2 separate regions of the Homo sapiens genome follow, and region 2 is linked to region 1. A link is a contact called in ENCODE Hi-C or POLR2A ChIA-PET data. All regions are on one chromosome and are shown on one strand. The core of a region is the stretch at or near the end of the contact, and the rest is flanking DNA. Distances in the headings are between cores, read along the strand shown. Region 1 has its middle 4.5 kb from the start of RNVU1-2A. Region 2 holds the start of LINC01719 (long intergenic non-protein coding RNA 1719).

What was found. Hi-C counts contacts between places; a loop is a spot of excess contacts on that map. ChIA-PET counts read pairs that join two places held with the same protein, here RNA polymerase II (POLR2A). Pooled maps may share reads with other maps.
Region 2: a loop to region 1 is called in a pooled map, with 35 times the contacts of the local background. The contact joins the promoter of LINC01719 here to the enhancer-like site in region 1. A Hi-C loop is called at or near these places in 2 of 50 pooled maps. POLR2A ChIA-PET finds 5 or more read pairs at or near these places in 2 of 52 experiments (WTC11 and activated naive CD4-positive, alpha-beta T cell).

Annotation. Positions count from the first base shown.
Region 1 is chr1:144,544,187-144,550,737 of GRCh38, reverse strand. No RefSeq gene overlaps it. Among named protein-coding and RNA genes, the nearest start is that of RNVU1-2A, 4.5 kb to the left of the region's middle. Within about 2 kb of position 4,722, at least 36 of the 41 ENCODE cell types and tissues checked have a DNase peak (open chromatin) inside an H3K27ac peak, as active enhancers do.
Region 2 is chr1:146,047,866-146,054,448 of GRCh38, reverse strand. LINC01719 (long intergenic non-protein coding RNA 1719) reads right to left here and starts at 1,853. Exons shown (of 3, transcript NR_125968.1): 1 at 1,501-1,853. It overlaps RNVU1-6 (RNA, variant U1 small nuclear 6), which reads left to right and starts at 2,205; the gene lies at 2,205-2,368. RefSeq lists enhancers at 1,535-2,266, 2,267-2,995 and a silencer at 2,116-2,355.

The DNA.
Region 1 (6,551 bases), core at 3,473-5,972:
CCCCGCACTACATGAATAGTAGTATTTCAGTACAGAAGAAAACCCCAGGCCTAGCGATGGCCGTTCTGGGCATTTTGCCAGCCTCTCCCAGGGTGCGTTTTCTGACCTCACCTACTTCTGATCAGCTGAGGTCAGGAGTTCGAGACCAGCCTGACCAACATTGCGAAACCCCGTCTGTACTAAAAATACCAAAAAAAAAAAAAAAAAAAAAAAATGCCCAGCGTGGTGGTGTATGTCAGCAAGGCTGTAATCCAAACTACTCAGGAGGCTGAGGCAGGAGAATCTCTTGAACCCAGGAGGCAGAGATTGCAGTGAGCTGAGATCCTGCCACTGCATGCAATACAGCCTGGGCAACAGAGTGAGGCTCTGTCTCAAAAAAAAAAAAAAAAAAGAAAAGAAAAGAAAAAAGAAAAAAAAATTAGCAGGTTAGTAGAAATATAATGCACACGAGAATGGCAACCATGAAGACAATCTGTATTCCAGAATAGTAAGGGAACCTATTCCATTAGGGAGCCAACTGAAAATATAAAATCCCAGTTCACACCCCAGGGTGTGGTGTCACGTGCCTGTAGTCCCAGCTACTCAGGAGGATTAGTAAGGAGGTTTGCTTGAATTCATGAGGTCAAGGCAAAAGTAACCCTGATCGTGCCACTGCACTCCAGCCTGGGGGACAGTGAGACCTTGTCTCAAAAACGAACAAAAAACCCCACAAAACCAAACAACAACAAAAATTTGTCACCTCACTCTGAAATGACAGTGGCAAACATCACTTTGCTATTGGAAAACTGAAAGAGAAACACTCCCTCTTGCTATCAACCTGCCCTCTTGCTCCAACGTGTGTGACCAATGGTTTAAAATGCCCAAAAGCTGATGTACTCAATTTATAGTACACTTACCTGTTCTGCACCAGCATTTATTTTTGTGTGGAGGAGATCACCATGCATGGTCCTATAAATGTCTAATGGCATGGAATGATGAAGGGCAGTGTCTTTAAGATATTTGGAGATATATATATATATATACACATATATACACACACACATATATATAAATATATATATATACACACATATATCTGAAGAAACCCAACATTGGGCGAGTTCCCTCTAACTTTTCTTTTTTTTTTTTTTTTTTTAATTTTTTTTTTTTTTTATTATACTCTAAGTTTTAGGGTACATGTGCACATTGTGCAGGTTAGTTACATATGTATACATGTGCCATGCTGGTGCGCTGCACCCACTAACGTGTCATCTAGCATTAGGTATATCTCCCAATGCTATCCCTCCCCCCTCCCCCGACCCCACCACAGTCCCCAGAGTGTGATATTCCCCTTCCTGTGTCCAAGTGATCTCATTGTTCAATTCCCACCTATGAGTGAGAATATGCGGTGTTTGGTTTTTTGTTCTTGCGATAGTTTACTGAGAATGATGGTTTCCAATTTCATCCATGTCCCTACAAAGGACATGAACTCATCATTTTTTATGGCTGCATAGTATTCCATGGTGTATATGTGCCACATTTTCTTAATCCAGTCTATCATTGTTGGACATTTGGGTTGGTTCCAAGCTACCAATGCCTATGCCTTTCTTCACAGAATTGGAAAAAACTACTTTAAAGTTCATATGGAACCAAAAAAGAGCCCACATCGCCAAGTCAATCCTAAGCCAAAAGAACAAAGCTGGAGGCATCACACTACCTGACTTCAAACTATACTACAAGGCTACAGTAACCAAAACAGCATGGTACTGGTACCAAAACAGAGATATAGATCAATGGAACAGAACAGAGCCCTCAGAAATAATGCCACATATCTACAACTATCTGATCTTTCACAAACCTGAGAAAAACAAGCAATGGGGAAAGGATTCCCTATTTAATAAATGGTGCTGGGAAAACTGGCTAGCCATATGAAGAAAGCTGAAACTGGATCCCTTCCTTACACCTTATACAAAACTCAATTCAAGATGGATTACAGATTTAAACGTTAGGCCCTCTAACTTTTCACTAGGCATGACCACTGCTCTATTTTAGATAGAGATTCAGTGGGGCAAAACCTGAGAATTATCTGCCCGGCTATCAAGAAGATAGCTCCTTGCATTTTTGCGGGGAGAGCACTTTTGCTTCAAGGGAGTGTTTCTTCCTAGGATTATAAATCTTTCTGTAACCTCAGGAAACACTGCTGATGAAAACCAGGCATGGTGGCTCTGGCCTGTAATCCCAGTGACTCGGGGGCTGAGGCAGGAGGATCACTTAAGCCCAGGAGTTGAAGGCTGCAGTGAGCTATGATGGCACCACTGCACTCCAGCCTGGGACACAGAGACAGACGCTGTCTCTGAAAGAAAAAGAAAAAAGAAAGAAAAACATTGCTGATGAAACTGCGGCCTCTTTTGCAGCTCAATAAAAAGCTATTTATTCACTGGCTAAGGTTGTACTAGGTAATCACATCACTTTAGATGATATATTTAGCTGAGCAGGGAGATGTATGTGTGGTGGCAAATACCTTTTGTTGCATATACATAAATGTTTCCCATGCAGTAGAACCTTCTCTAGAAAAAAAATTAGAAAGGAAGCCACTTGGCTACAATAAATCACTAAAGAAGAAATGGTATTTGATGTTTTCCCTGATGTTTTCAGTTGGCTGCCTAATGGAATAGGTTCCCTTACTGTTTCGGGATATAGATTCTCTTTGTGATTATCATTCTTGTGTGCATTATATCTCCACTAGTCAAATTATTAATGTTATGTATTTCTCATTGTTTTCATGGTACTCTGAAGACTAGAGATGATTCAACAAGTGACAGCAACTATAGAATTGGCCGAGATCTCTCTGTCTCCCCCCCCGCCCCCAATTCTGTGATGCCAATTCAGCTTCTGGGCACTGTTAAAAATTCCTTAGTGAGAGGGCTCCTTTCCTCCCCTGCCCCCAGTGTGGGACAGGACTATCTGGGAATGAGCCTTTCTGGCAAGGAGAGATACAGCTTTTGATCAACAATGCTTTCAAGAAAGACTTTTTATCTGGCCGGGCGCGGTGGCTCACGCCTGTAATCCCAGCACTTTGGGAGGCAGAGGCGGGCGGATCATGAGGTCAGGAGATCGAGACCATCCTGGCTAACACAGTGAAACCCCGCCTCTACTAAAAATACAAAAAATTAGCCGGGCGTCGTGGCGGGCGCCTGTAGTCCCAGCTACTCGGGAGGCTGAGGCAGGAGAATGGCGTGAACCCGGGAGGCGGAGCTTGCAGTGAGCCGAGATCCCGCCGACAGAGCGAGACTCCGTCTCAAAAAAAAAAAAAAAAAAAAAAAAGACTTTTTATCTAAAGGGAGAATGAGGAAAGAAGAGAACTTTTATGAGGAGTGTGAGCCTTTCCAAATTCTCAGGCCCAGAGAGGCATTACATTGTGACAGCAACCACATTCTGCTTCCTTTTTGTACAATACTGTATTTGAAAAACAAAAAAACAAACCTACGAGACTCATGAAATTGGACAACATTCTTTATAACACTACTACTGGTAAAACCAGCAAGGATGGCTGGTTTGCAGTCATCTGAGCAGCCTCTCTAGTTTCATAGATATGATTTCTCTCTGATAGTCAAAGGCTTCCAATTTTAAGCAAAATGCTACTTCACAAAGATAAACAGCTTTGAAAGGAAACGGTTTTCTTTGTAATCCTAAATGTTCTAGTCTGCGAATTAAAAGCCACTATTTGAAGACCGGCGCACAGCTTCCAGCTGGCCGCCAGAAGGGTCCTCCGCAGGACACAAGTTAAGTAGTCGCTTCTTTGGGGGATACTAGATGCGGGGTCTGGGCGCACCTCCGGAAAGGACAAGGGCGGGAGGGAGAGGTGGGACAGCAGACGTCACTTCCTCCGTCGGCTCCCCCAGCGGGTTGGTAGGCTGAGTGGCGGAGGGTGGGGCGGAAGAGCAGAAGGAGACTGGGAAAGGCACTGTCGGTGACATCACCGATAGGGCGTTTCTATGTAGATGAGGCAGCGCAGGGGCTGCTGCTTCGCCACGAAGGATTTCCCGCGCTGTAGGAGCAAGTCCAGGACCACTGGCTGGACATGAGAGTCCCAGCTGTGTGTTAGGGCTAGGAGGGCTCGGGGTGGTTGGGGATTGGCTGGAGTGGTGCTGGGGCAAGTGACTGTGCGTTTAAAGGGTGAGGCGTATGGAGCTGTGGCGGGGCGGAGATAGGTGCAATCTTATTTATGTGGCAGGGCAGATATTGTGGTTACTGAAATGGCTTTTAAACCCGACTCAACTATTTCATTTCAAGTGTGCTGTTCTGTCATTTTCTCTAACGTGGGAAGCTCAGCTGCGTAACTTGTAGTAACGAAGCGGAAGTTACAACGAAAAGACAAGTTTTCCTGTGCTTCGCAGGCCCCCCCTCCCCCCCCACCAAGGCCTGCAGTGGATAGAGCCTAGCAGATCCTGGACAATACTATCCTAAAAGCTACATCTCTGACAGTGATTTCCAGCGACTTTGTCAACACGGTCCGCCCCCAGCAAGTATAAGAGGAAAAACAACAAATGTCTTTACTGCCTTGTCTTTCCCCCTTGCCACTTGTCATTATTCAAGTTTTGTAAGTTCCTGATTTCCATTCAGTGCAGCTGCAAGGTTACCAGCTGTGCTTGCGTTGCAAGACCTGTCACAGTTTGATTAACTGCCTTCTTTCTGCTTCTGTAAGCCCTCTTGCCTGCCCCGCGAGTTTCGCACCATCAAATTCCTGCTGCACCATTCAAACTAGCCAACCCCCTTTCAGAAGTGTGTATAAAAGTCAAGCCCCCTGTCTTTCTTCGGGGCTCACGCTAGGCCCGAGTGCACTCAATAAAATCCTTCTGTTCCACCCGTTGGTCTCTTTGTTCTCCTGATTCCCGCAACAGTAGTAGGGGACTGCGTTCGTGCTTTCCCCTGGTCTTTCATGGTATGAATAATAGACAGCATTTGCTTTTTTCATCTATAGTCGCAGGCCCGGTCTCAGTGATTGTATGGTGTGGTCAGCTGTTTTTGTTTTTGTGAGACCTTATTTTCTTGTTTACTGTCCTGGGACAGATGTCTGTAGTCACTTGTTTCCTCAGGAGGCAAATTTCAGTCTCTGTGGGGGAGGTCTCTCATGTTAGCTGTGGTGGTACTTGGCGGGCAGAGCTCAGGGATCTAGGCTTCCCTGCTTTGTAGATTGCTCAGTGGTCCCCAAGGCCTACTGGCTTTTAACACCACTTGAAAACCTTAGTGTTTTTCCATTGTCCCCAGAGTCACCTCTTACAGAGCCTCTTTTTTTTGTTTGTATTTTTCCCTGAGACAGAGTCTCACTGTATCTGGTGGGATCTTGGTTCAAGCGATCCTCCCACCTCAGCCTCTGGAGTAGCACAGGCACGAGCCATCGCAGCCGGCTAATTTCTGTTCTTGTTTTGTTGTTGTTGTTGTTGTTTTGTTTTTTTAAGAGTTGAAGTTTCGCCATGTTGCCCAGGTTGGTCTCCAATTCCTGGACTCAAGTGATCTGCCCTGCCTTGGCCTTCTAAACTGCTGGGATTACACGTATGATCCATCACACCTGGCTAGCCCCTGCTTTTCCCTATAGCATTCATGGGAGTTTGTAGGATTTCTGTGCTGGGGGGAACATGTACTCAGCTCATAGAACCAAGTAGAAATTGTACTTGGAACTGGTGCCATTGGGTTGTAGACATAACACGCTTGCTCTTTGTATGGAAAGGGCTTTGCCAGTGCCCTGGTGCCCCTGCACAGGACATCGAGGCCTGCAGGTCAGAATGGCAGTCTCACCTATGTGTTCGTGTAATACGCAGCAATTCTCCCTGGAATATAAGATGGGAGGTCTTGTGAGGTTCCTACAAGTAAGAAGACACATTTCCCTGAAGTTTGTATTGACGAATTTAAAAACTAATAATAACAGCCCAACCTCCTGGATGGCAAATGTCCTTTACATTGACAGACCGCAACTGCCCTACTTGCCTCAGCTCCTCCGTGCAGATGCAGCCCCTGATTCCCTCCACACAGGTCATTTCCTCTCTGCTTTATCCAAAAGAGGGAGACAGGGGTTCTGCAGGAACCGCTAGGCCTTCAGGCCTTTGCTAGGAGCAAAGTAGGGGGAAATGGTCGCTGGAGCTGGGACCTGGGCACTGGGCCAGGTTGCCCTGCCGGAGGGGAAGTACTCAGGGCTAGAGGGGGCCAAGCACCAAGACCTCAGCATCCTCAACCTCCAAAAGGACTCAGAGAGAGGCAGAAACCGAAACAGGGTTCTTCTTTCAAGGAAGACCCCAGGGCTCTGAACCAAAATCCAGATTTTTCCCCATCTGCAGCTTAATTCCACCTTAGTTGGTGCAACTTCATCCTTCCCCTATGCTCAGGACAAAAAACGGTTCTTCTATAGCCTGGTCATTCTCTGATCCCATACATCCTATTGGTCAGAAAATTATGTTTTTTCTTTGGTTAACTGCAGACTTTGGTCTGCACAATCTTTTTCTTTCTTGGTCTGAAAACCACCCCACAGTCCCATATGTAGCTTTTTTGGATAAACCTAGAAATGGACCCTTCTGGTC
Region 2 (6,583 bases), core at 604-3,103, 1.5 Mb before region 1:
ATGGCTTGACCTCAGGAGTTTGAAACCAGCCTGGGCAATATGGTGAAACCCTGTCTCTACCAAAATACAAAAAGAAAAAGAGGGTTGCTTCCAAGATGGCTGAATAGGAACAGCTCCGGTCTACAGCTTCAAGTGAGATAGACGCAGAAGACAGGTGATTTCTGCATTTCCAACTGAGGTACCTGGTTCATCTCACTGGGACTCGTTGGACAGTGGATGCAGCCCACGGAGGATGAGCCAAAGCAGGGTGGGGTGTCGCCTCACCCGGGAAGTGCAAGGGGTTGGGGGATTTCTTTTTCCTAGCCAAGGGAAGCTGTGAGTGACTGTACCTCGAGAAGCAGTACACCCCTGCCCAAATACTGTGCTTTTTTCCACTGTCTTTGCAACCGACAGACCAGGAGATTCCCTCTTGTGCCTGGCTCGGCAGGTCCCATGCCCATGGAGCCTTGCCTGCTGCTAGCACAGCAGTCTGAGATCAACCTGTGACACTGGAGCATGGCAGGGGGAGGGGGTTCTGCCACTGCTGAGGCTTGAGTATGTGGTTCTATGGTCACAGTGTAAATAAAGTGGTAGGGAAGCTCGAACTGGGTAGAGCCCACTGCAGCTCAGCAAGGCCTACTGCCTCTAGATTCCACCTCTGGGGGCAGGGCATATCTGAATAAAAGGCAGCAGACAGCTTCTGCAGACTTAAACGTCCCTGCCTGACAGCAGGGACTGCTGTCATAATCATTATGATTATGAATCATAATCATGAAGACAATCTGTATTCCAGAATAGTAAGGGAACCTATTCCATCAGGGAGCCAACTGAAAACATCAAATCCCAGTTCACACCCCAGGGTGTGGTGTCATGCACCTGTAGTCCCAGCTACTTGGGAGGATTAGTAAGGAGGTTTGCTTGAATTCGTGAGGTCAAGGCAGAAGTAAACCCTGATCATGCCACTGTACTCCAACCTGGGCGACAGTGAGACCTTGTCTCAGAAACAAACAAACAAACAAAAAACCCCACAAAACCAAACAACAACAAATTGTCACCTCATTCTGAAATGACAGTGGCAAACATCACTTTGCTATTTGAAAATTAAAAGAAGCCGGGCGCGGTGGCTCACGCCTGTAATCCCAGCACTTTGGGAGGCCGAGGTGGGCGGATCACAAGGTCAGGAGATCGAGACCATCCTGGCTAACAGAGTGAAACCCCATCTCTACTAAAAATACAAAAAATTAGCCGGACGTGGTGGCAGGTGCCTGTAATCCCAGCTACTGGGGAGGCTGAGGCAGGAGAATGGCGTGAACCCGGGAGGCGGAGCTTGCAGTGAGCCGAGATAGCCCCACTGCACTCCAGCCTGAGCGAAGAGCGCGAGACTCCGTCTCAAAACAAAAAAAAAGAAAATTAAAAGAAAAACACTCCCTCTTGCTATCAACCTGCCCTCTTGCTCTAACTTGTCTGACCCATGGTTTAAAATGCCCAAAAGCTGATGTACTCAAATTATAGTACACTTACCTGTTCTGCACCAGCATTTACTTTTGTCTGGAGGAGATCACCATGCATGGTCCTATACATGTCTAATGGCATGGAATGATGAAGGGTAGTGTCTTTTAGGATAGTTGGATACATATATATATATATATATATATATATATATATATATATGCGGAATGCTACATCACAAGAATAAGAATGTGAAAAGAACCAGTTTCTTTTGTAATCCTAAACGTTCTAGTCTGAGAATTAAAAGCCATTGTTCGAAGAAGGGTGCCCAGGGTCCAGCTGGTCGCCGAAAGCTTGCTCCGCAATACAGGCTAAGGACCAGCTTCTTTGGAAGAGAACAGATGAGGGAAGCAGGAGAGAAAAAAGGGAGAGGCAGACGTCACTTCCCCTTGCCGGCTCCGGCAGCGGGTTGGTCGGCTGAGCGGCAGAAAGGCAGACGGGGACTGGGAAAGGCGCTGTCGGTGACATCACGGATAGGGCGACTTCTATGTAGATGAGCCAGCGCAGGGGCTGCTGCTTCGCCACATGCTGCTTCGCCACGAAGGAGTTCCCGTGCCGTGGGAGCGGGTTCAGGACCGCTGGTCGGACCTGAGAGTCCCAGCTGTGTGTCAGGGCTAGGAGGGCTGGGGGGGAGGGGGGTGTGCGCGGGGCAAGTGACCGTGCGTGTAAAGGGTGAAGCGTGTGAGGCTGCCGGCGGGGCGGAGGTGCAATAACTCATACTTACCTGGCAGGAGAGATACCCTGGTCACGAAGGTGGTTTTTCCAGAGCGAGTCTTATCCATTGCACTCCGGATCTGCTGACCCCTGCAGTTTCCCCAAATGTGGGAAACTTGACTGTATAATTTGTGGCAGTGGTAGACTGCATTCGCGCTTTCCCCTGTATTTTTGTCGTTTTAAAAATAGGTTTTGTTTGCTGCAGAAACGCATACTGGGCGTCAGCGTAAGCTGAGAATCAGGTCTTTGTTCCCATCTGTAACTTCACTGAAACTAAAAATTTGGGACATCGTGGTTCTCACGTTTGTAATCCCAGCAATCTATGAGGTACGTCGATAGGTTATGTTTATGTTAATATCGCTCGACCTCAGGCGTGTGTGGGCAAATATAGTGAACCCGTCTCTACTAATCTCTTATCTTTTTTTGTTGTTGTTCTATAGAAATAAAACTAAGCTTTTCTTTTCCCTATGGGATTAACAGCAAACAGTCCGCTGGAGTGTATGGCGCGATCTCGCCTTACTGCAACCTTTGCCTCCTGCGTTCAAGCTATTCTCCTTCCTCAACCAGAGAATACTCAGCCTCCCGAGTAACTGGCATTACAGGCTCAGGCAACCAAAAAATTAGGTCCGGCTAATTTTTTGAATTTTTAGTAGAGACATGGTTTCACCGGGCCGGGCGCACTGGCTCGCGCCTGTAATCCCAGCACTTTGGGAGGCGGAAGCGGGTGGATCATGAGGTCAGGAGGTCAAGACCATCCTGGCTAACACAGTGAAACCCCATCTCTAATAAAAATACAAAAAAAAAAAATTAGCCGGGTGTGGTGGCACGTGCCTGTAGTCCCAGCTACTCAGGAGGCTGAGGCAAGAGAATCGCTTGAACCCGGGAGGCAGAGGTTGCAGTGAGCTGAGATCGCACCACTGCACTCCAGCCTGGGCGACAGAGTGAGACTCCGTCTCAAAAAAAAAAAAAAAAAAAAAGAGTGACAGGGTTTCACCATGTTGGCCACCCTGGTCTTGAACTCCTGACCTCAAGTTTTCCGCCTGCCTCGCGGCCTCCCAAAATGTTGGGATTACAGGCCTGAGCCACCGCACCTGGCCTGTTTACAGACTTTACAGACACATTTTGTTTACAAGCTTTACAGGTACAGTTCAATTGCGATTAGTGTATATTATGTTTGGCCCAAGACAAGTGTCTTTTTTTTTTTTCCAGTGTGGCCCAAGGAAGCCAAAATTTAGACAACCCTGCTCTAGAGGGTTTGATTCATGGTTCCACTGGGTTATGCTTATTGCCTATAATTCCATTTGATATTTTCCAAATTTGATTTTTTAAAAAGCGTTTTCCTGAAGCACCCTAAAGCTTTCCTAATAATATGAGAACTTAAACCAGATTGGATGTGACAAAACCCTGCTGGAATCCTGCAACTTCTAACCTTAATGTTAGATCAAGAAGCAAAACACCCACCAGTCCAAGGGTCAGGGAAGCTGAAGATCATGCCTGAGCTGTAACAACGCCCTTCCCAGTATACAAAAGAGTGTAACAGCCACTCGAATTCTATCTTCCAAGTGTCTCCTGTTGCCCAGGCTAACCTAGAGCTATCTAAAGATGGCAAATCTGGGAAATGTGCATTCAGCTTGGCAAAACTGATACATTACAAATCCACCACAGTCCACTTCTTCTCAAAGTGGCATCAATGTACATCTTCCTCCTCTTCTTTTTTTCCTCCTCTTCCTCTTCTTTTGCTTCTTCCTCCTCCTTTTTCCTCCTTGTAAAATCATACTTAAGGTTCAAATAAAGACAATATGAAAATCATACTTTTTCTCATTCAGTGAAAATATGCCAACCCTTTCCCCAACAGGATAAAGTCTTTGTCTTTGAATGATGTTCACTCCTTTTTTAGCTAGATAGATCACATTCCATATTTGCTTTCCTGTAACCTAAATATTGAGATTTCTAAAAGTTAATTATTAATGAATGTGCTAGCTAGGGTGATGGAAGAGGAGAATTCTCAAGAAAAGTTTTGGTTAATATACACCCAAATGTATTCATCTCAAAATAATGAAGAAATACTCATAACTATTACAAGTCCTGATTTCTGCAACTGGCACTGGCACTAGCTGGTATTTGTAACTATCTTCACATCTTGTACCCACAGCCAGTTCCTTTGGGCCTGGGCCGGTGGACGTGAGCGTGGGAAGGACAAGAACCCGCGGTGCCCCCCACCGCACTATCCTCGGGTCTCCAGAGGTGGGATCCACCGGGCAGGGGCCTTTGCTGGATTCTAAACCGGCTCTGGGGATACAAGAACAGCTGCCTTTGAGAAACAGTTCAGGTCTCTATATTCCAGACTTCCTAGTAGGACTAAACGCTTAACGTTCACACGGGAATTCATGGTTCTCCTAAAACCCTGCGGTGGAATGCCTTCCTTCACCAAGCATTTATTGGGCACCTACTAGGTGCTAGGCTGGCTCTGGGCGAAGGGCTGCAGCCTGTGCAAACTCCAGGTCCCTGTCCGGTGGATCCCACCTCTGAGGGCCCGAGGGTGACGCGGTGAGGACACCACGGGTTCTGGTCCTTCCCACGCGCGCGTCCGCTAGCCCAGGCCCGGCGGAAATGACTGTGAGCTCAAGGTGTGAAGCGGGGCTAAGAATGGGAAAGCGAGTGACTTCCGCCGGAGAAGCTGCAGTTGTCGCCTGTAGAGGGGCCGGCGACTTTTGAGACGGTGAAGAGCAGGCGGGGGAACCAGTGAAGAGCAGACGGTGAGGAGCAGGCGGCCGTTTGGCCGTTGGAGTCCCCCAGCTGACTCTGCCCGGGTAGAACGTCCAAAGTGCCCAAAGACTCGACTCTTGGCTTCAATGTCTCCCGTGTTCTGGGTTTCTGGAGTGCGCGGGATTGGACAGGCTACAAACATATGAGATTATCTACGGCCAGAGGTTAAAATGCCATTTCTGGTATCAGCAAATCTAAACCATTAGAGTCTCTGTGGCGCCATCGGTTAGTGCCTTCGGCTGTTTGAACCGAAAGGCTGGTGGTTCAAGCCCACCCAGAGATGGTACCTTTTACTTAGGCAAGATTCACGCTTTCTGTTTAAAGACTTTAATCCTGGGAATCTTCCGGACCTCTACTAGCTTTAAATTCGATGCCAAAATACGCTGTGCGAAGGCTCAAGTTCCATGGAAGTTCCTAAAAACAAGAATATTTCAGCAAAAGTAATTTTTCAATAGAGCCTGAGCCTGGGGCTTCAGAGCTTACTCCAGAGCCACTGCACTTATTTCATCACTTCCTGAAGCTGGGTTTTTACAACTGCACATTCCTGGAAATCCAAAACTCCCAATAATTGAAAACAAGAAAATCCCAGTCTTCACTTGTGGTGAAGCCTCAATTTCCAGGTTGAAATCTTGGTTGGTTCATGATGTGACTTTTAAAACGTTACTGAATTTTCTGTATCTCTATTTCTTCATCTATAAAAACAGAAAAAAAAAAGTGCTTCCCTTTCCTGGGTGTGGTGGCTCATGCCTGTAATTGCAGCAGTTTGGGAGGATGAGGCGGGCAGATCACCTAAGGTTAGGAGTTCGAGACCTGCCTGGTCAACTTGGTGAAACCCCATCTCTACTAAAAATACAAAAATGAGCTGGGCGTGGTGGCAGGTGCCTGTAATCCCAGCTACTTGAGAGGCTGAGGCAGGAGAATAGTTTGAACCCAGGAGGCAGAGGTTGCAGTGAGCCAAGATTGCGCCACTGCACTCCAGCCTGGTAACAGAGCCGACTCCATCTCAAAAAATAATAATAATAATAAATAAATAAACAATGCTTCTCTCATGGATTAATCTAACATTTGTGAATCCAAAAGTATGTGAGACAGGTCTCAATAAATTTAGAAAGTTTACCTTGCAAGGTTAAGGTGGCACCCATGACACAGTTTCAGGAGGTCCTGGCAACATGTGCCCAAGGTGGTCGGGTACAGCTTGCTTTTATTCATTTTAGGGAGACAGAATACATCGATCAATACATGTAAGATTTACACTGCTTCAATCTGGAAGGGCGGGACAACTCAAAGGGTGGGGGGCTTCCAGGTCATAGATTTAAAATTTTTCTGATTAGCTATTGGTTGAAAGAGTTCTTATTCCAGAAGGGAATTTCTGGGTTAGATAGGGGGTTGTGGAGACCAAGGTTTTACCATGCAGATGAAGCCTCCAGGTAGCAGGCTTCAGAGAAAATAGATTGTAAATGTTTCTTATCAGACTTAAGGTCTGTGTTGATGTTAATGCTGGTTGGCTTTTCCTGAGTTCCAAAAGGAAGGAGGGTATAATGAGGCATGTCCAACTTCTTCCCATCATGGCCTGAACTAGTTTTTCAGGTTAACTGTGGAATGACCTTGACCTAGA